Linked DNA regions of Homo sapiens: region 2 is linked to region 1. The links are chromatin loops, found by intact Hi-C in ENCODE. Cell type or tissue: natural killer cell. All regions are shown on one strand. Each heading gives the region's core, and the rest is flanking DNA. Links, peaks and the distances in the headings are about the cores only. Region 1 overlaps ATG5 (autophagy related 5). Region 2 has its middle 55 kb from the start of PRDM1.

Region 1 (8,000 bases), core at 1-8,000:
CTGCATGCACTGCAAAGCAAAAGTATAATATAAAATCCCAAAAAACCTTGAAAATTTAATAAAACCAAAAAACAGGCATCACACACAAGAACTGAGGCGTATACTTCATTAATGAGTATGATATCCTGATATGAAATGTCAAACAAAATTACCCAGGCTCAGGTTAGAAATAAAGATAGGACATTAGTCTTTGTATTTTTAAATTGATTTTTTCTTCTAATATTCCTTAATGATAACCCTATATATTACCTACTTAAAATTATTAGCAAATAGTTATTTTAAAAGTATGAGTAATTAGACCAAAAGCAACTCTCATATTTACCCAAAAGAAGGAACCACTACCAAGAATCAAAGCCTAGTAATTCTGTTCTTAACAGACAGGTGTTGTGTATTCTGGCATGTTACATGAAAATCACTTATGAGAAGAACAGAAAAAAAAATTAGAAGGTAGTTTTCACTATGGAAATAGGTAAGTGATTAAGCAGATTTTCTTACACCATGAAATTGTCAGCAGACTCAATAATCACCCTAAGGGGCATCATTCTGGATGCCGACATTCTCTATGATGGAAAGGGACTGAAAGTAAAATGCACTAATGACATAAAGAAACCAATATCCAATAGTAAAGTTGAAGAAATAAACATTCTTTGGACAGGAACTAAGCTGAAGTTTGCAACTACCAAGAATGTATTATGCCAGCAGTAAATTAGGAAACTAAAGCCCATGTCAACCAATGAAAAATGGGAGGACTGAAATCAATCATTAAAGCAGCAGCAAGGTTCTAACTATTCTAAGGTATAGGCTACCTCTGGCGTATATTATCAGAGTTGACAATTCTTCCAAGAAATTCTAACATCAACTGTAATCTGAGGTCCTTTAAAAAATAATATAAACCAGGCAGTAGACTTACATTTTGTAATATTTTCTTCTAAGAGCTGTACATTAAGATTTTATTTGTGATATAAATACTATCAAATAATTAGCTATAGAACAGCTCTATTTTCAACAGTTATAACATTTTAAGCCATCTCACATTTAACCTAAACTTTTATCAAATGTCAAAACTGAGGCCGGGTACGGTGGCTAACACCTGTAGTCCCAGCACTTTGGGAGGCCAAGATGGGCGGATCACTTGAGCCCAGGAATTCGAGACCAACCTGGGCAACATGGTGAAACCCCATCTCTATAAAAAATACAAAAATTAGCTGCGCCTGGTGGTGTGCGCCTGTAGTCCCAGCTACTAGAGAGGCTGAGGGAGGAGAATCACCAGGGCCTGGGAGATCAAAGCTGCAGTGAGCTGAGATCGTGCCACTGCACTCCACCCTGGGTGACAGAGTGAGACCCTGTCTCAAAAAAAAAAAAAAAAAGAAAGAAAGAAAAAAAAATCAAAACTGATCACTTGAGGTCCAACTTATGTTTACTATATCTACTTATATTCCCAAAGACATCTTAAGGAGAGATGAAATCATAAAAAGGTGAGGATGAGAAAGAAAATAGTAAGTCAGTAAGGTCAATTTTTACATATATTAGGCTAGCATAATAAAAATATGAGTGTCTTATTATTATTTTTTTTTGAGACAGAGTCTTGCTCTGTTGCCCAGGCTGGAGTGCAGTGGTGCAATCATGGCTTACTGCAATGTCTGCCTTCCAGGTTCAAGCAATCCTTGTGCCTCAGCCTCCTGAGTAGCTGGGATTACAGGTGTGCGTCACCCTGCCCAGCTAATTTTTGTATTTTCAGTAGAGACAGGGTTTCACCACGTTAAACCATGAGTTTGGCCAGGATGGTCTCAAACTCCCAAAGTGCTAGGATTACATGCGTGAGCCACTGCGTCTGGCCTAAAGTGTCTTATTATAACCAAGAATTTATTTGTGGAGAGAGGTAAAGAAAACTCATTTTTAGTGAAATAATTAAAACTGCATCATTCACAATCTATCTTTCAAAATGAGGTATTAACTATTTTGGCTTCTAAAATTACCCCATATACTACATGCATGAGCATGGGAATTGAAGTTATTTTATTCCTAAGTTTGAGACTTCATGTTTTAATGTGATCACTAAAAATTTCCTAATTGATGATTAGGAAAATAACTTTCTGTAAAATTCCAGAATTTTAGCTGTTTCAATCTCTTCATATTAAGGGGAGAACATTATGTTTTTACTTTCTGTGCATGCACTTTCTTTATTAGAAGAAAATGGACTGAGGGCAGTAAGCAACCGAAAAGGAAGAGTAATAAGAAGCCTGATGTGTGTGAAAACTGGAGAACAGTCTCAAATCATAAAAAGTTATGACAGAAGAGGCATAAAAAATAAAAGTAATGAACTTAATATATGAAAGGTAATAATGATTAAGAGCATAGGCTATAAAGCCAGACTGGACTCCCTGGATTCAAATCCTGGCTCTTCTAATTACTAGGTAGGTAACCCTGAGCAAGTTTCAATGACCAATCTTTTTCTCAATTACCTCAGGTATATAAAGGGGACAGTAACAGCATTTAACCCAGAGGACAATAAGGATTAAATAAATACATGTAAAATAATTTAAAACAGTACCTGGTATTCAATAAAGCGCAATAAATGTTAGCTGCTATTATTATTCATCTAAACTTTACTTTCATTACCAGCAATATTTTTTAATCTTAAAAATATTGAATAAAACAATGACCTAGCTTAGTAAATAAATTCATAATGAGAAAATGTTGATTTCATTTAATAATAACTTTAGTAGTTTGGGATAACACTTTGCATATTTTAATTTCCCCAGCTATAAATAACTCAAATAATTTGCCATCAGATGATCTGTTATTTTGAAGTTAACAAATAAAGCATTTCCTAAAAAAGTTCTAATACATAACTTTTGCTCTCATCTTATGTTTTAAAAACAAAATGGCAAATCATCTGCATCAAATAGTTCCTACTCTTATAACATGACAATTGTTTTAAAATATATCTGCTGGAAAAAGCAACTGAAGTCCTAGAAAATAGAAATGTAATTTTAAACTATTCCAATAAAGCTGGAGGAGGAAGGGGAAAAACATATCTGCCAAATAAGCTTATAATTAATAGTTGTTTTCAGTTTTCAAAAATCCACATAGGAAGCAATTTAAGCCTAAATTGCCTAAGTCTCAATCTCAGCGTAGTAGATAGCTTAGGGCAATCAAAACTTGCTGTGTTGGGCTGCCCCCTACAGGACTCAATTTACCTATTTCTTTTAAAAGGTGTGTAAGTAGGAAATATGATTCAAGTTTTACATTAACAATATTAATGCTAAAGCAGATGATTATCATTCACGCATTCACTATAGGAGGAAACAGTCTCTGAGAACCATCTATAGAGATACAGAGAGAAATGAAACAATCCTTGTCCTTGAGGAATTAATAGTTTACTGCTTACAGAGAAACTACATACATGGTGAAATATTTAAAAATAGCTCATGATATCCTCTATGATATTATGTTTGCTATAGAAAAAGAACAAGGCTGAAGATCTAAGATCCAAGTTCTACTGTTGGCTCTGCCATCAAACAATAAGCTAAACAATGTACAAGTCAGTTTTGGGGAAGCTGTCTTATTCCCAAAATGAGGAGGTTAAATTAGTTAATTCTTCCAGCCTCTATGGCTCTAATATTCCACAGTTACATTTGTCAAAACAAAAGGTAGAAGGAAATGTTTCAAAAACAGACTTCGCAGAAAGAACATCTATATGATATGAAGGGCTGGGGCATATGTGAAGAAATCAAGGAAGACTTCTTGAGGAAGGTGACATCTGAAGTAACTTTAGAAGCACTCTGGGAGCCAAGGCTATTCCCAGGAGTTAACAGAGTCAGATAATAAAAGATCAAAGATGTTTAGGGGAATAGCATGCAGTGTTATTTGGTTGCAGTCTAGCTATATTTTAGGAAACATCAAATTAATATCAGTATAAAACTCAACAGAATGGAGGGAGAAAAAGCAGGTAGAAAAATCTAAGAACCACTAAAATAGTTCATCTAGAAGATAAAGGACCCATGAGCTAAATCAGTGCAAATGGCAAGAAGGGAATAAATGAAGACAGTTCTGGTCCATTAGAACTGCAACTCAACAAAAGTGATCAAAAGAGTTATTCCAAAGTATTGACCTGGTAACTTGAAGAAAAGTAAAGAAAGAGGAAACTGGACACTGAAACAGAAGAAGTAGATTATGTATTTGGTAGTGAATGGAAGTAGATTGGTGGGACCAGTTAGAACCTCACAGAGAAGAACTATGTTAAGACCAGAAATACGGCCAGGTGCGGTGGCTCATGCCTGTAATCCCAGCACTTTGGGAGGCCTGGGTGGGCGGATCACCTGAGGTCAGGAGTTCAAGACCAGCCTGACAAAGATGGAGAAACCCTGTCTCCCCTGTCTGTACTAATACAAAATTAGCCAGGTGTGGTGGTGCATGCCTGTAATCCCAGCTACTCAGGAGGCTGAGGTAGGAGAATCGCTTGAACCCGGGAGGCGGAGGTTGCAGTGAGCTGAGATCGCACCATTGCACTCCAGGCTGGGCAAAAAGAGCGAAACTCTTGTCTCAAAAAACAAACAAACAAAACAAAACAAAACACAGAAATACATCAATTAAAAAAGTGAGCTATTCACCAGATATGTTCCACTGGTCATAAAACAAAAGAATACAGGAGGCATGACAAGCCATCATCATTGCTGTTAAAATAACTCACAGCAAAATTATAATGATTTAAGTCAATAACATCTAATAATTCCAGCTATAGTGTGCAATTTAATTTATTATGTGCCAGGCACAATAGTTTATTAAAGGTATTACCTCTAATTTTCACAATAACCCTATTTTACAGATTATAAAATGGAGGCCCAGAGATGTAAGGTGAACGAGCCAAATCACCTAGTTACCTGGAATATAAACTCAGAACTGCCTAAATCAAAAGCTCTCAATCTTAACCACATGCTATACTGATGCATGTCAAAGATTCAATTCATTCAGATTTTTCAAGGTTATCGGAAAACCTATGTAGATAAAAATTTCCAAAATAATCAAGGATATGTAACTTTTACAGAAAGCAATCACTGATCATCTATTGCAATACTCATGTTCTTAAGCAATATACTGAGTTGAAATTTTTATATTTTATAAATAATTAGAAAGAATACATTTTTTAAAACTTTAAAAAACACCTCAGTTTTTATTCTCTTCCCCAAATTTCAACAAAATCCATTTATCCAAACTTGAGGTTGAATCATTAAAGTGGTGATATCATCAGTAATAGCAGAGTGAGGACCCTGAATATACTCTCCTCCATAAAAGCAACAAGAACACAAAAATTCTCAAAATGAACTTTTTCTGAAATCTTTCAAAAGCCCCACTCTCAGAAAACTGTCATTATTTGATCTGCCAGTTCCCTAGAAAAACCTCCCTCATAGGACATTATTTGACTTGACTCAGAGCTCACTCAGTGCAAACAATTTTATCACCAGGAGAGTTTGTGGAAAATCAGTGGCAATTGTTAAACATCACATCTGCCATGAGATAGCAATAACAGATGGGACAAACAAGCTAACCAAAAAATTAAAAGAAAAACCTGGGAAATAAGAAATCCAAAGGGGGTCTGAAAAGTTCTAACATATTTCTGATAATCCAGAAAGCCATACACATGTATAGAGCTGTGTACACGCTCAAAAAACATCTACGAAGGCCCTAAACTCTCACCTATGGGAAACCCTGAGGCTCTGTACAAGAAGAAAGTAAAATCCAGTTATAAATTGCTTGCCGTATCATTGAAGGCAATGCCCCAACATTCACACATAGGCCCCTGGCAAAGATTGGAAGATACTCTAGTTCTAGGCATTCAAGAAAATCTCTTCTAATCATCAGATGATCACTAAACTCACCAAGCAGTAACTTTAGGGGCCTGTGTGATAAAAAATAAAAACCTGAAAGAATTAGTTCAGGAAAGAAACTAAACAAGCAACAGCAACAACAAAAACAGACCTTGGGAAAGGGGGGAAGCATCTGGTTTCCAGAGTTATTCTGTTATACTATATAAAATATTCAGGTCTCAACAACAACAAAATTACAAAGACATGCAAAGAAACAAGTATAAGCCACAAACTGGGGGGAAAAAGCAGCAGAAACTGGCCCTGAAAAAGACCAGATGCTGGACTTACTGGACAAAGACTTTAAGAGAGTTATTTTAAATATGCGCAAAGAACTAAAAAAAAGTTTATCTAAAGAACTACAGGAAAGTATCAGAACAATATTTCTGATCCTTCAGAAGAACCACTTTTTGTCACTACAGATTAGTTCTGTCTGGTCTAGAACTTCTTAAAAACAGAATCATAGAGTATATTCTCTTTATATCAGCTCTTTTTACTCAACACAATGTTGTGTGAGATTTATCCATGTTGTTGCATGTATCATTCCCAAACAGAAATAGAAATTATAGAGATAAATAGGAGTTACAAAAAAGTACCAAACAAAAATTCTGGAGTTGAAAAGCACAAAAACTGAATTAACTTGAGGGGCTCAACAGCTGATTTGGGCAGCCAGAAGAATGAATCAGCAAATCTAAAGATAGGTCAATTGCGAGAAAGAGAGGGAAGAAGGAAGGAAGGAAGGAAAGGAGGCTCAGAGACCCAAGAGACACCATCAGGCATACCAATATACATATAATGAGAGGCCCAGAAGAAGATGCAGAAAAAGGGTCAGAGTATCTGAAAAAATAATGGCCCTAAACTTCCCGAACTTGACCCCAAAAATTAATCTACACATCCAAGAAGATAAACAAACTAAAAAGAATAAAATCAAAGCGATCCACACCTAGGTACATCATAATCAAATGACTGAAATATAAAGAGAGACTCTCAAAACAGGCAAGGGACTTATGTACAAAACATCTTCAGATTAATAACAAATTTCTCATCAGAAATGATGTTGTCAATAGGCAATCAGATGACATAATCAAAGCACTGAAAGAAGTAGAATGTCTGGGACCTGGAATGCTGGTGGACACCTGTAATCTCAGTATTTTGGGTGGCCAAGGTGGGAGGATCACTTGAGGCAAGGAGTTGAAGACCAGCCTGGGCAGCAGAAAGAGGCTCTGTCTCTACAAAGAATAAAAAGATTGGCTGAATGTGGTGGTGTGGACCTGTAGTCCCAGCTACTCAGGCGGCTAAGGTGGAAAGATCGCTTGAGCCCAGGAGTTGGAGGCTGCAGTGAGCTATGACTGTGCCACTGCACTCTTGCAGTGGAGACCCTGTCTCTATAAAGAAAAAATGTCAACCAAAAACTACATGCAGAAAAACTGCACTTCAAGAAATGATCAGTACCTTGAAGCTCTGAAGGTGCTTAAGACTGTAGATCAATACCATAGAAAATAATTTAGTATTTAGGAATGTAAGAAAATTAAGACAGCCTTGTTTGATAACTACACATAATACTGTAACTGTTCTTGCACTGTTCTGGTTATTGTCAAGCTATGAGCACAAACTGATGACTGAAATACAGAATACAGAACAGGATATAAAATCTTATCAGGTAAAGTTAGGCAAGCAATTACTAGTTGTAATTCAACTTGAAGGAGAAGGAATAAGGAACCAACTCAAACCAGGCAGCAATGAATTGTAAAAAAGCTTAAGGTAAAACAAACAGGGAAATAAAACAACTCAGAACCTAAGCATATCGTAAGAACCTAATCTAACAAGGAGGGGCTTAAACTGATTATTTTACAGCTTGGGTGCAATTATCCCACAAAAAACTTTCAGGAGTTTCACCAGTCCATAAACTATTTGGTTATTAGAAAATAGCTTTATTGGGCTACCCTCTTTGGGTCCCCTCCCTTTGTATGGGAGCTCTGTTTTCACTCTATTAAATCTTGCAACTGCACTCTTCTGGTCCGTGTTTGTTACGGCTCGAGCTGAGCTTTCACTCTCCATCCACCACTGCTGTTTGCCGCCATCGCAGGCCTGCCACTGACTTCCATCCCTCTGGATCTAGCAGGGTGTCCGTTGTGC
Region 2 (12,229 bases), core at 1,661-9,660, 83 kb before region 1:
GTTCTCCCAGTGCCAGTGGGACAAGTAGCACGCTCGGACAGCTGGGACGTTTGTTTTCAGGCCAATTTCTAAAGAAAGTTCTAGATAGTGGGGCTGGAAAGTGACCACGCGACCGACTTCTTCAGGACCTGATGGAGTCCCTCGAGTCATGCAGGGCTGGGGGTCTCGTACAAGGGCTCACCAGGGACATGTTAGTGACTTACCCTGCCCAGACCAGATTGCTTGGAAGCCACACATATGGTAAACAAACAGGAGAGAAATGTGTTCCTCCTGGGTCTGCCCCACTCATTTCCCTCCCACAGAGGAAACAGCCCACTCCTGGAGTTCAAAGCTTCCCAAAGTCCCGGAAGTTGAGACAATATGTAGGGGCTTAGTGGGCTCTCTCTGCTCTGATTCCAAAAGCCCAAACCCGGAAAACAGGTCGCCCCTTCCAGGGGGTGAAAAATGAAGTCTGAAGCTGGCAAGGAAAGAGCAGGCTTGGGAAGCCTTACTTCGGGAAACCTGGTTGACCCGACAATTATTTTTTATGACCTGGCATACGTTATGTTGATGGTTTCATTTCTGGTTATTACCTTCTATTAAAAAGCATCTTGAGTAAGATGATTACGGGGGCATCTTATTCCCGCCTCAGGAATCTACTCTGAAATTTTCAGAGAACTGTTGTTTTTCCTGGACATATTATTACTATCGTTGTTTTTGCTATGATTGTGATTACGTAAACTGCTAGTTGTTAAATAGCTCTTTTTATTTGTCATTGCTCACAATCCCATTGCTTTGAGATAAAGAGATATGAGGTAGATACCCATATAGGGCACAGAGAGGTCAAGCACTCCCATAAGGTCCCTCCAAGGGCCAGGGATGTCAGAGGTGTTCCTCTCCTCCCCCTCCCCAGCCATCTTACCAGGACCAGTATGGGGCACAGTGAGTGAGCAAACACACAGGAACGACACGCCCAGAGCGAGGCCAGCCCTGCTCCCATGCACCAGGCCGAGCTGGTGCTGAAGTTCTGCCATGGGTCCTTGGTGCTCTTAACTTTAGGGGTCTGCCGAGTGGGGATTCTAGTGACAGGCACGATGGCTTGGGTTAGCTGCATCCCGAAATGAAGAGTCAGCACTGGGAACCACGAATGTGCCTGAATCTTAACTTGCAATGAAAACCCTGTGGGTCAGGCCGGGTGCGGTGGCTCACGCCTGTAATCCCAGCACTTTGGGAGGCTGAGGTGGGTGGATCACGAGGTCAGGAGATCGAGACCATCCTGACTAACACAGTGAAACCCCCATCTCTACTAAAAATACAAAAAAAAAAAAAAAATTAGCCAGGCGTGGTGGCGGGCACCTGTAGTCCCAGCTACTCGGGAGGCTGAGGCAGGAGAATGGCGTGAACCCAGGAGGTGGAGGTTGCAGTGAGCCGAGATCGTGCCACTGCACTCCAGCCTGGGTGACAGAGTGAGACTCTGTCTCAAAAAAAAAAAAAAAAAGAAAACCCTGTGGGTCATGGCCCCGCAGCTCTCCCACCATCACCTCATTCAACTCAGTGTCTGAGACCAAATGCATTGTCTTTACCCCCAAGCCAAAGCTTGGTATCTGTTCAATTCCATCAGTGGCATCTCTCAGTCACTCAGGAGGAAAAAAACCCTCCGAATTATTTTTAAATAAATTTAATTTAAAAATTATTTATTAAATTATTTAAAAATAATTATTGAAAAAAGGCAGAAGCTTATAGAGTAACAAGTAAAAATGTCTTCCCCTCCCCGCTGCAACTCTCCATCTCACTCCTCAGGAGCAATCACTGTTAACAGTTTGATGTGTACGATTAAAGACTTTTTTCTACGCACTAACCAAGACATATTTTCTTGTTATTATCTTTGGCCTTACTCTTGCCTTCCTTCTAATATCCAGTCATCAACTCCCACTAATTTTTCCTTTATGTTTTTCATGTCTGTCCAATCTTTTTAGACCCCACCCCAAATTCTTATCACCTTAAACTTAGAATATCAGCTCTGCATAGAGAAATAGCAAGCGGGTTTGGAACCGATGACTCAGGTTTAACTCTTGGTTTCTCCACTTAGGCAAATGACACCTTCTTTGTGCCTCAGTTTCTTTATCTGCTCAAAAGGGATAACAATATCTACCGTTTGAGGTTGATGAAAATAAATAAAGGATCAGCATGTAGTAGGTGCTTAAATAATGTCTGCAATTACTATTTTCTTTTAAGTGGCCTCAGGAACATCCACTTCAGTTCCCTCCGAGTTATATTGCATACCATGGTCAGATTAATCTTTCTTAAAACACTGCCTTTATTGTGACAGTCCCTTGCTCAAAATCCTGAAAGGCTTCCTAACGTTTATAGTACAATGAGAAACAGTCTTTACCTCACTCATCAACTCCAGTTGATTGGTAGTGCCTGCCTGAGAGGTGCCACTGGGCCTGGTGGCAGAGAAGGCAAGGTTAGATTAGCAATGTCTTTACAGGAGCACAGGTAAAGTAGCAGCAACTGCAGCCTATAGCACAAAGTCCAGCATTACTTCACCTCCTCTACCTCCCTAGAGGATGCCTTTCTTATTGGTGTCTTTCTCTCCCTGTGGACTGCTTTCCTCCTGATCTGCCACATACACCACAGACCCTCTGCCAGTGGAACTCTCCCTCCAGATATTGCCACAGCTGGCTCACTTTCCAGCATCCAGCGCTCAAATGCTACCCCTGCAGAGGCCAAGCATTCTCCATCATGTTGCTGTTTATTTCCTTCACAGCACTTCATCTCTGTCTGAAGGGATCCTGTTTATTTACTCAGTTTCATGTTCATCGTCCTTCTCTGCCACAGACAATGTCTGAGCCCCCGAAGATAGGAACTTCCTCTTGTTCAGCAGCCTGTCCCTAGAGCCTAGACCATGGGCTGGCACCAGTAGGAGCTCAGGGTCTTGCTTCTTACAGTTCTCTTGCATAGTGGGTGCTTCTCTGATGACTGAATCGGGACTTCCCAAGCAGAGAGTGACTTGAAGCCAGTCTAGGTATCGGCCACATGTAGTCCAGACTGGCATATAGAATGTGCTCACTAAAACCTGGACTGGCTGATTGCTGAGGCCTTCAGCGGGAATTTTACAAAAGCACTTGGGCATGTGAATTGCACAACAGGTGCTCAAAGGCTATAGGCCACGCCTGTGTCCAACCTGTCTCATTATAGACTACTTTACATGCACTCTTGCTGGCGATTTCTCTCTGGACCTTCTCCTTGGTAATTTTCCTAAAATCACATGTTCCCAAAGCCACCCTGGTGATGTACTAGTTATCTGGGCCGTTTGCTTCTTGACTGCAGTATTATGGTTGTCTATTTTCTGTCTTAGCATCATGTGTCTGCCAGAATGAAAGCCCCTAAAGGGCTTAGAATGTTGAAGTCCACTCTGGAAATGAATAACATGGCCCTCAGAGAATCATGCAAAACAGAAGCAATCGGTGAGACGGAGCTCAATCTTTTTTTTTGCCAATGTGGATGGATTTCCAAGGAATAAATGATTAAAGATTATTAATTTTCCTGTGTTTGAATATATTTTCATTAGTCTTTTTCTACTTCCAGACATATTGTTTTCATTGAAGTTTTTTGTTGTTAATTTATGTCTGAGATCACATAACATAAACACTGAGGAGCACATTATGAAAGAAAAAAAGATTTCATATTCTACCACCCTAACACTATTCATTTTTTTCCTGTTTCTTTCCCATCTTTCTGTATCTGTGTGTATATATGTGTGTATATATACATACATATATGTATACATTTGTATACATATTTTATATATTTATAAATATATTTATATATAGAAATATATATTTAAAAATATATATATATACACACACACACACATTTTTTTTTTTCTTTTTCCGAGACAGAGTGTCACTCTGTCGCCCAGGCTGGAGTGCAGTGGCATGATCTCGGCTCACTGCAACCTCCACCTCCCAGGTTCAAGCAATTCTCCTGCTTCAGCCTCCCGAGTAGCTGGGATTACAGGTGCATGCCACCATGTTCAGCTAATTTTTGTAATTTTAGTACAGACAGGGTTTCACCATGTTAGCCAGGCTGGTCTTGAACTCCTGACCTCTTGATCCGCCCCCCCCTCGGCCTCCCTAAGTGCTGGGATTACAGGTGTGAGCCACCGTGCCCAGCCTATATATGCATATTTTTCACGAGTGATAATCAGGCTTGCTTAAGAAAAACATTTTTACTGCTAAGTCCAATAATAATAAATGTAAGAAAGCACCAAATATTCTTAGTTTTTATAATAATATGTTTCTTTTTTCAGATGCCTGATTTTAATTACCAGGTCTTGAGAAAAATTCAGAGGTATAAAATATCAGGGGAAAAAAAAAGAATAGAAATGCCTGGTAAAGGATGCCTATACCTTTACAGAAAGACATCTACTCGTTCCTACTTTAAATAGGTTCCCATGGGTTGCAAAAAATAAAATGCTTCCCTTTGTCCCAACTCCCATAGAATTGGCTTTCATGGGCTTCGAATACCCAAACTATATACAGTCAACTCTCATTATTTGCAGATTTTGTATTTGCAAATTTATCTACTCACTAAACTTTATAACCCCCAAATCAACACTCATGAAGCATTTGCAGTCATCTGCAGACATGCACAGATGCAGAGCAGCACATTCGAGTCACCTAATATGCACATTCCCAGCTGAGGTTGAACAAGGTGACACTTTGCCTTCTTGTCGCAGCACTCATGCTGTAAACAAGTGACTTTCCGCAGTCTATTCAAAGCCATGTTTTTTTCCTCTTTATGTATTTTGTTAGTGATTTCACCATTTACAATGACCTCCGAGTGTAGTGCGGAGGTGCATCTCATGTTCCTAAGTGCAAGAAGGCTGTGATATACCTTGTGGAGAAAATCCATGGGCTAGATAAGCTTCCTTCGGGCATGAATGGTGCTGTTGGCTGTGAGTTCTATGTTAACAAAATCAACAATATGTATAAAATTAGGGATCTTTAAACAGAAACACACATGGCACAAGGTTATATATTGATCAGTTGATGAAAATGTTGTGACCAGGGCTCTCAGGAACTTAACCATATGTTTCCCTGGAGTGATGGTTCAGAATTTGTTAATTCAGTGTCCCAAGTGAGTTTATAGAATAACCACCACGAATAATGAGAAGCAACGGCACAAACTTTGTGTACACAGGCATTTTTTGAGAGAGAGAGAGAGCTATAATATTTATCAAATTCTCAAGGGGGTAACTGAAAAATGTTCAACCATTACTTCAGAACTTCTATTATGAGACAAATAGTGCTGGTCCTCTTGAGAAACCAAGGGAGTGGGCTCAGCTCAGTGACTGTCTGGATCAGCCCAGAAACAATGTAGGCTGCCATCTTGATCTGTGCTTTTCCCCAGGGACATGAGCAAGGGCACTTCTAGGCCAAGCAAAATCAATCGTGTTTCATAGATTTGGATTTAGAGGGCGCTCTAAACCAGCTCAGAGGAATGGTATGTTTTAGAATCCTAGGGAAATTGAGTTCTCCAATCATCACTTCAGTCAGCTAGGAAAGATACACTTTTGGCAGGGTGCGGTGGCTCACGCCTGTAATCCCAGCACTTTGGGAGGTCGATCACAAGGTCCGGAGTTCAAGACCAGCCTGGCCAATATGGTGAAACCCTGTCTCTACTAAAAAATACAAAAATTAGCCAGGTGTAGTGGCATGTGCTTGTAGTCCCAGCTACTTGGGAGGCTGAGGCAGGAGAGTCGCTGGAACCAGGGAGGCGGAGTTGCAGTGAGCCGAGATTGTGCCACACTCCAGCCTGGGCAACAGAGCGAGACTCTGTCTCAAAAAAATAAATAAATAAAAAAGATATCCTTTTAATAAAGAAAAAAAAACAACACATAAAACTTAAGAGTGTAATAATAGCTGCTGTTCATTGAATGCTTACCAGGAACTAGTATGATCATAAGGAACTCTTACAATCACCCTGAGAGGGAGGGCATGGCAAGCCCTAATTAATGGATGAAGAAACTAAGGCTCAAAGAGGTCAAGCCACTTTTCCAGGCAACATGGCTACGGTGGGAGGTGGGGCTGAGGTCAGAGCTCGGGTCTGCATGACTTCAAAGGCTCTACTCCTAACCACTAGACTAAACTTAAGCTGCACAGGCAGGGCGATGACTGGCTCTTCACCTTGGCTCTCCACCCAAGTCCTTTAACCATTGGGAGTGTGTTCAAGGTGATTCACTTAACTAACATCTGTTCTACGTACCCTTCTCAGAAGCCCATCGGCTAAGGTGGAGAGAGCTGACTGTACACTCCAGGGTGATGAACTCTAATTCTTTGGCTCTTCTTATATCTTAGCAGGTGGCAAATTCTAGGAGTTCCTAAAAATAGGTTGCAAATTCTAGGAGCTTCTAAAAATAGTGCTGGGACTTCAGCTTTGCTAGAGAAGGGATTATTCTGACCTTTCGTCTCAGGGGCCCCCCGCCCCGCATCCTGAGGGTGACAATTTCACTGCTTTGCATGACATTTGGTTTCTCTCACATGTGGCTGGTCGGATTATACTTTACAGGAAGTCAGAGAGAACCTCTAACCTCTGCCTGGGCTATTTATTGCTTTTCATTCTCTTTCTCTTCTACTCCTCACCCTCCCTTTGACTTCTTAAGTCTTTGAGACGCTTTTGAAACCCCCTACTAGTAGCCACATTTAGGGTGTGCTGGTGTACTGAGGAGGGAAGGGTGGTCAGGTGACAAGGGCCTGACCTGCTCACTCAGCCTGGTATCACTGTCTGCTCTTCCCCCCACTTCAGAAGTAGAATCACCCCATGATCAAGTCCCAGCTCTTTGAGGGAGGTGCTGCCTTGAAGAAAGTCACTTAATAGTACCATGCCTCCCTGTCCAATCTATAAAAATGAGGCGATCACACTTACCTACCAGGCAGAGGTGTTGTGAGGATTAATTATAGCCCTCAGGGCTTTGAGAGACGGCCAGATGAAAGGCTTTCTATAGCTAAGTTCCATCCTGGGCATGACTCTTCAGCTCTCAGCTTCCCTGCCAGTCACACTCTTCCAAAGTCACTCCTCAGGGGAGAGGAATGGCCTCACGTTGATGAGGTAGGATGTAAAATAGGAACAATATGCAGAACTGAGTCCAAAAGCCTTAATGTGGATTACTGAGAGCTGCACTCTCTGTGAATAGGAAGTGCAAGTTCAATGCGTAGTTGGTGGGGTCCTTGGAGGCACAGCAAGGTGAAGCCAAACAAAGGCACAATTGCCCACACCAGACCTTTCCTGTGGGTGGGAAGGGTTGCAGAAAGCCTTTTGTTCCAGCATCTATGCCTTTATGCTTATAAAGTTAGAAGGACTCAAGCAGCATGTGTAAGTGGATTTGGATGGAAGTGGAAATGGTGTTGAGGAGTTCAAATTACGGGCAGCTAAAGCAACTAAACCAGTCTCTCTGCCTGCTAAGAATCCCTGGCTTTCTCCATCCTGAGCTGGGGGTGGCAGGGTCACACACAGACACGCACATACATCCTGCCCTTCCAGCAGCAAATCTCCTCTGGGTGCTTCCTTTCTTGCACCAAGGGGACTGTCCCTGGCAACAAATGCCCAACCAGAACTCAAAATGCAGAAAAGCAGCACCAGCACTCCTGCCTTCCTAACATCTCTTAAGCAATTCTTTCAGGCTTACAAGAGATCCTGAAATATTTTCTGTTTCCATTTGGCCCTCTGACTGACTGAGAGGGTTGATGCCATTAGAGAGATTCCAATGGGATTATGGTCCCTAAATACCAGAGGTGGGAAGCATGAGCTTTGGAGCCAGGAAGACCATTCAAATCCCAGGCCTATCGTGCTCTAGCTGTGTGTCCTTGGACAAGCCACTTAACCTCTCTGTGCCTTAGTTTCCTCTTCTGTAAAATTGAGCTCCTATGTGGATATAAGAGTGAAATGAGAGACTGTATGTAATAGGGCCTGGCACAGAAAGCACACAATTCACATTAGCTATGCTGAGAAAGGCAGAGTGGGAGGTAGGTGACAGGTGAGGATTCTAGTCTGGGGAGGCTAATTTTCTTTTCTTTTTTAAATCGCTGCGCCATGTGAATTATGCTATCCCCATGCCAGAAAACCCCAAAGAGGGTTTTGGCTGTGCTGGAGCACACCCGGTTCACTTTCCCCTCGACCAGTGGGTCTGGCACATCTGGCTGGGTCCGCCTGGCTGGTGGTATTTCACCCCGGATGCTGTCTTTCCTCTGCTTTCTCTACACCCTAGAATTCTTCAGGAATAAAGTATCTCCTCACAAGAAAGTGAAAAGAATCAAATTTCCTGGCTCTGCTACCTCACCTTGCCCCTGTGAGCCGGGCGGTGGCCCCACTGTGCCAGCGCAGCAGTGGGAGCCCCAGGGGCTGCTCTGAACTGCCTGGGAGGGGTAAGAGAGGGCGGAACGCGGGGCCGTGCCTGGGGCTGCTCTGCTGCAGGGTTCCACTCCAGGCCACGGTAGCATTGTGGATGCGCGTTTGAACTTTGATGTATTTTGAAGCTGCAATTTTCAAATGTAACCACACCATAAACTTACTACTTAAAAAAAGAAATCTCACAGCACCTAGGCCACAGCACTAGGCCGCAGATCTTAGTCAAAAGAATGCACAGTGTGTGGTGTTAGCAGGGACACGGCAAGATTTCATGGTCACTGAGAAGCCCTTGAAATGGGTTCTGAGGCAATGAAGGTTGTCCTCACAGCAGCAGTGGTCCCCCACCAAGAGAGGCTGTTCCCCCACCCTCCCATCCCCCTGGCTGTAGGCTCAGGCCAACCATCCCTCCCACCCCCAGGCCCCACAGCTTCACTCTTAGGGGTTTAGACCTAGAACAAAATTGTAGATCTGTTGAAATATTCCTTTTTGGGGACTAAAATGGGAGAAGACAACCAGCAATGTCTAAACCTTCAAGTGAGTCCCCAGTGAAAGACTATCGATCCAAGAGAGAGTTTTGGGAAGAGAAATGCAGTGCCCCATACTTATATAAATGCTCACATGTTATATGTACATGTGAGCCTCAGATAGGCAGATTGGTAGATAGCTCTCTGTGTGTGTGTGTGTGTGTATATATATATATATATATATATATAATAATGATTTATTTTCTGATTACTTCTTTTTTTTTTTGAGACAGGGTCTGTTGCCCAGGCTGGAGTGCAGTGGCGTGATCTCAGCTCACTGCAACCTCTGCCTCCTGGGTTCAAGTGATTCTCCTGCCTCAGCCTCCCGAGTAGCTGAGATTACAGGTGTTTGCCACCACGCCCAGAAAATTTTCGTATTTTTAGTAGAGATGAGGTTTTGCCATGGTGGCCAGGCTGGTCTCAAGCTCCTGACCTCAGGTGATCTCCCTGCCTCGGCCTCCCAAAGTGCTAGGATTACAGGCGTGAGCCACTGCACCCGGACCCGTTTTCTGATTCCTTCTATAATTTATTTCAGAAGAAAATTTGGAAAACATTCAATGAAGAAAATTTGGAAAATACAGAAAAGCACAAAAGACGTGAAACCCCCTGGAACCTTCCCATCTAGCAGTAGAGATCCAGAGGCTGAATGGTGGCTGGCTGTTGAGCCAGAAGCCCTGCAGGAGGGTGGGAGAAGCATGCAGCAAGCCTCACCCCTTTACTGGCTCTGGCATCAATGACCAGTAATTGGACTTTTCTGGCCCACAGTTTCATCATCTGTGGAGGGGGGATATTACACAGACGGATTCTAGGGTCTTATCGGCCCAAGCATTTGAGAGAGTGTCAGATTCCAGGATAACAAGCCTGAAACAAGACATGGAGAACTCCTCAATGCTAGCCAGTGGCTAAAGGAGCTTCAGGTCAGATGTCCATGCAGAGACCATGGGGTTTCTGAAAGTGTCTGCTTTGCTAGAACATATTAAGAAGCTGTTTAACGTATCTTTGCACATCCTGCCAGGTGTCTGGAGTCTGTTGCAGTCACCTCATATGTCAGAGGGCACTGTTCAGCCCGGGGCTCGGGCGAGCTGGAGTGAACTCTGGCCTTGCCACTAGATTCTAGAGCCCCTGGGGCCTTATACAAGGCTCATCATGTCCCTGACCCTCAGGTTTCCCATCTGCAAAATGGGGAAAATAACATCTGCCTTCCCCAGCTGACAGAGTTGCTATATCAAAGGAACAAATATACATAGAGGCATCTATAAGAAAATATCAAGCCCCCAAAACATGTAAAAGAGATCCTTGCAGAAGTGAATCCATCCTCATGGAATTTTACTAAATGAAAAGTGGGGCTTCATTTCAGGTTGCATGCTGTCCTCAGACAGAGATGGCAGTCTTATCACCATCAGCGAGCACTCAAGTAAACATCAGTGAACTTACTAAACAGGTGAATGGGAAATAGAGAGGCAGTTTCAAACCCTGGCTTTCGGTAAATGTTAGCCTTACAGCCACAAAGTAGGCAGTGCTTTGACAGCAGGTGGGAGATGAGGAGAGAAGGTTTCCTGGCCCTTCACCTTGGTCACTGACTCAGTGTGAAACAGCGCCTGCAGGGAGGAGGGGAGTTCTCATCCTGGTTCTCAAATCAGCCTGCAGCCACAGTGGGAGCAGTGAGCCGAGTTCAGGGCTGAGGATGACTAAACAGCCTCCTCATCATTAATAACAATAATACTTGGCATTTATCTGGTTCTTTATGTTTTCAAAGTGCTTTACAATCATTAATTAGTTAACTAGCATGCACCACCACCCCGACGTCTGCCTGCTGTGCTGAGCAGACAAAAGAGCCCGGTGGGACCTGCCTGTCTGCCCGGGGATTGCAGAGCTGGGGGAAAGTGAAGGCTGGGGTGTGTGGGGAGGGGAGTCAGTATTAACATCAAGGACCAAATTCGGAAGGAGATAGTTACAAGTCCGTGCCAATAGACATGGGTGTGCATGTTCCTTGAGAAAGGATGTCAGGCACACAGGCAGGGACCTGGTCAACCTTTGGAGAGCTGGCTTCCATTCTGAGTGGGTAAGGATGCTGCCTTACAGGGGGCTTAGCATTCCCGTAAAAACTGACTGCTCTGGTCCCTGCCTAGAAAAGTAATATAGGACATTGGTTGCAACTGTGCCCTGAACAGCTGGCTTCAAACCATGGTAGAAGATAAATTCCCCTGCTCTTTGGAATGCTGGTGTATTTTTGGTGCTGTTTTTCTAAACTATAGGGTTCTGCACACGGCTGAGATCCAAACCTGTTGGAACTGTTTGTCTAACTTGCACTGGATACATAGAGATTAAATTCACTGCAAAGGGTTAAACACACGATGTCTCCTGGACACTCACTAGTGATGTTGATGCTGATGCTGATGCTGATGGAGATGGCGATTGGTCAACTGAGGTGAGCTTTCCCTCCTTCGCCTGTCTCCCAAGCTTTAAAATGGCAGGATACAATACAACTAAGCAATTTGGCCTAGGTGAGGTAGCAGAGCCCACAAACAAGTGTATTAAATGAAACTGGACATACTGATTGTCACTACCTAGTTACATGGAAATCTGATAGCTATTGTACTTAGAGAGTAGAGAAACCAAAGTCATAAGCCAAATAAGTGACCAGAAGAAAGCGATTAGTCATCTTTCTTCATGAGTGATCACAATGCCTCTGAAGCTTCTCCAGCTGCAACTTGCAATTTAGGGCCCTGTCTAATGACAGGGTGAGTTCCTCTTATTGATCTCCAGGCTTCTTGGGTAAATTAAATGGCAGGTACACAAAGAGGTGAGGGACAGGAGTGTGGCAGCAGCTTCAGAACTCTTGCTCTGTTAGCATGAGGTTCTAACAAAGCCATAGGTACCTGGGCTGCCCCACATCCCCAGAGCCAAGGCTTTGGAGCCAGTTGCCTTCTCCGGGTGAGGCATGCACCCTCTGCTGAGTCACCTTGATGTATGGCCCTCCTCATGGCTGTATCTGTCAGATCTCAGGAACTAAAAGCAAGAGGAGGGCTTGGTTTAAACTTGGCTGGAAGACCCAGGAATGATAATAATAATTAACACAGCTCAACTTCCACTTGCGCTATAAACAATAATTAATGTACACAGTGGCCCACTGAGACATCTAAGTTTGGATTATGAGTCTTGTTTTGCAGACAGGGAAACTGAGGCCAGGAGGTTAACTGACTTGTAAAGGCCACACAGGGACTCAGTATTATACCTGAAATTAAAATCTGGGCTTCCCTGCCTTCTGATCTGAGACTTGGATCACATCTGTCTGTCAACAAAGACTTAAGAAC

The links. Peaks named below come from ENCODE experiments on the same cell type or tissue, not always from the same donor. Only the 100,000 strongest peaks of a DNase experiment are listed, where the experiment ranks them.
Region 2: it touches region 1 in a loop (6-fold over the local background); 4 of 110 quality-filtered maps call a loop at or near these places.

What each region holds. Positions count from the first base shown.
Region 1 is chr6:106,220,336-106,228,335 of GRCh38, forward strand. The region is part of intron 6 of ATG5 (autophagy related 5); the gene reads right to left. Among named protein-coding and RNA genes, the nearest start is that of ATG5, 100 kb to the right of the region's middle. In natural killer cell, for the core only: a CTCF peak has its summit at 3,221 (motif pointing left); a DNase peak (open chromatin) is centred at 3,166.
Region 2 is chr6:106,135,375-106,147,603 of GRCh38, forward strand. No RefSeq gene overlaps it. Among named protein-coding and RNA genes, the nearest start is that of PRDM1, 55 kb to the left of the region's middle. RefSeq lists enhancers at 1-487, 6,405-6,454 and a silencer at 8,200-8,494. In natural killer cell, for the core only: no CTCF peak of the experiment used is centred there; DNase peaks (open chromatin) are centred at 6,177, 6,637 and 8,497; H3K27ac peaks cover 3,088 bases.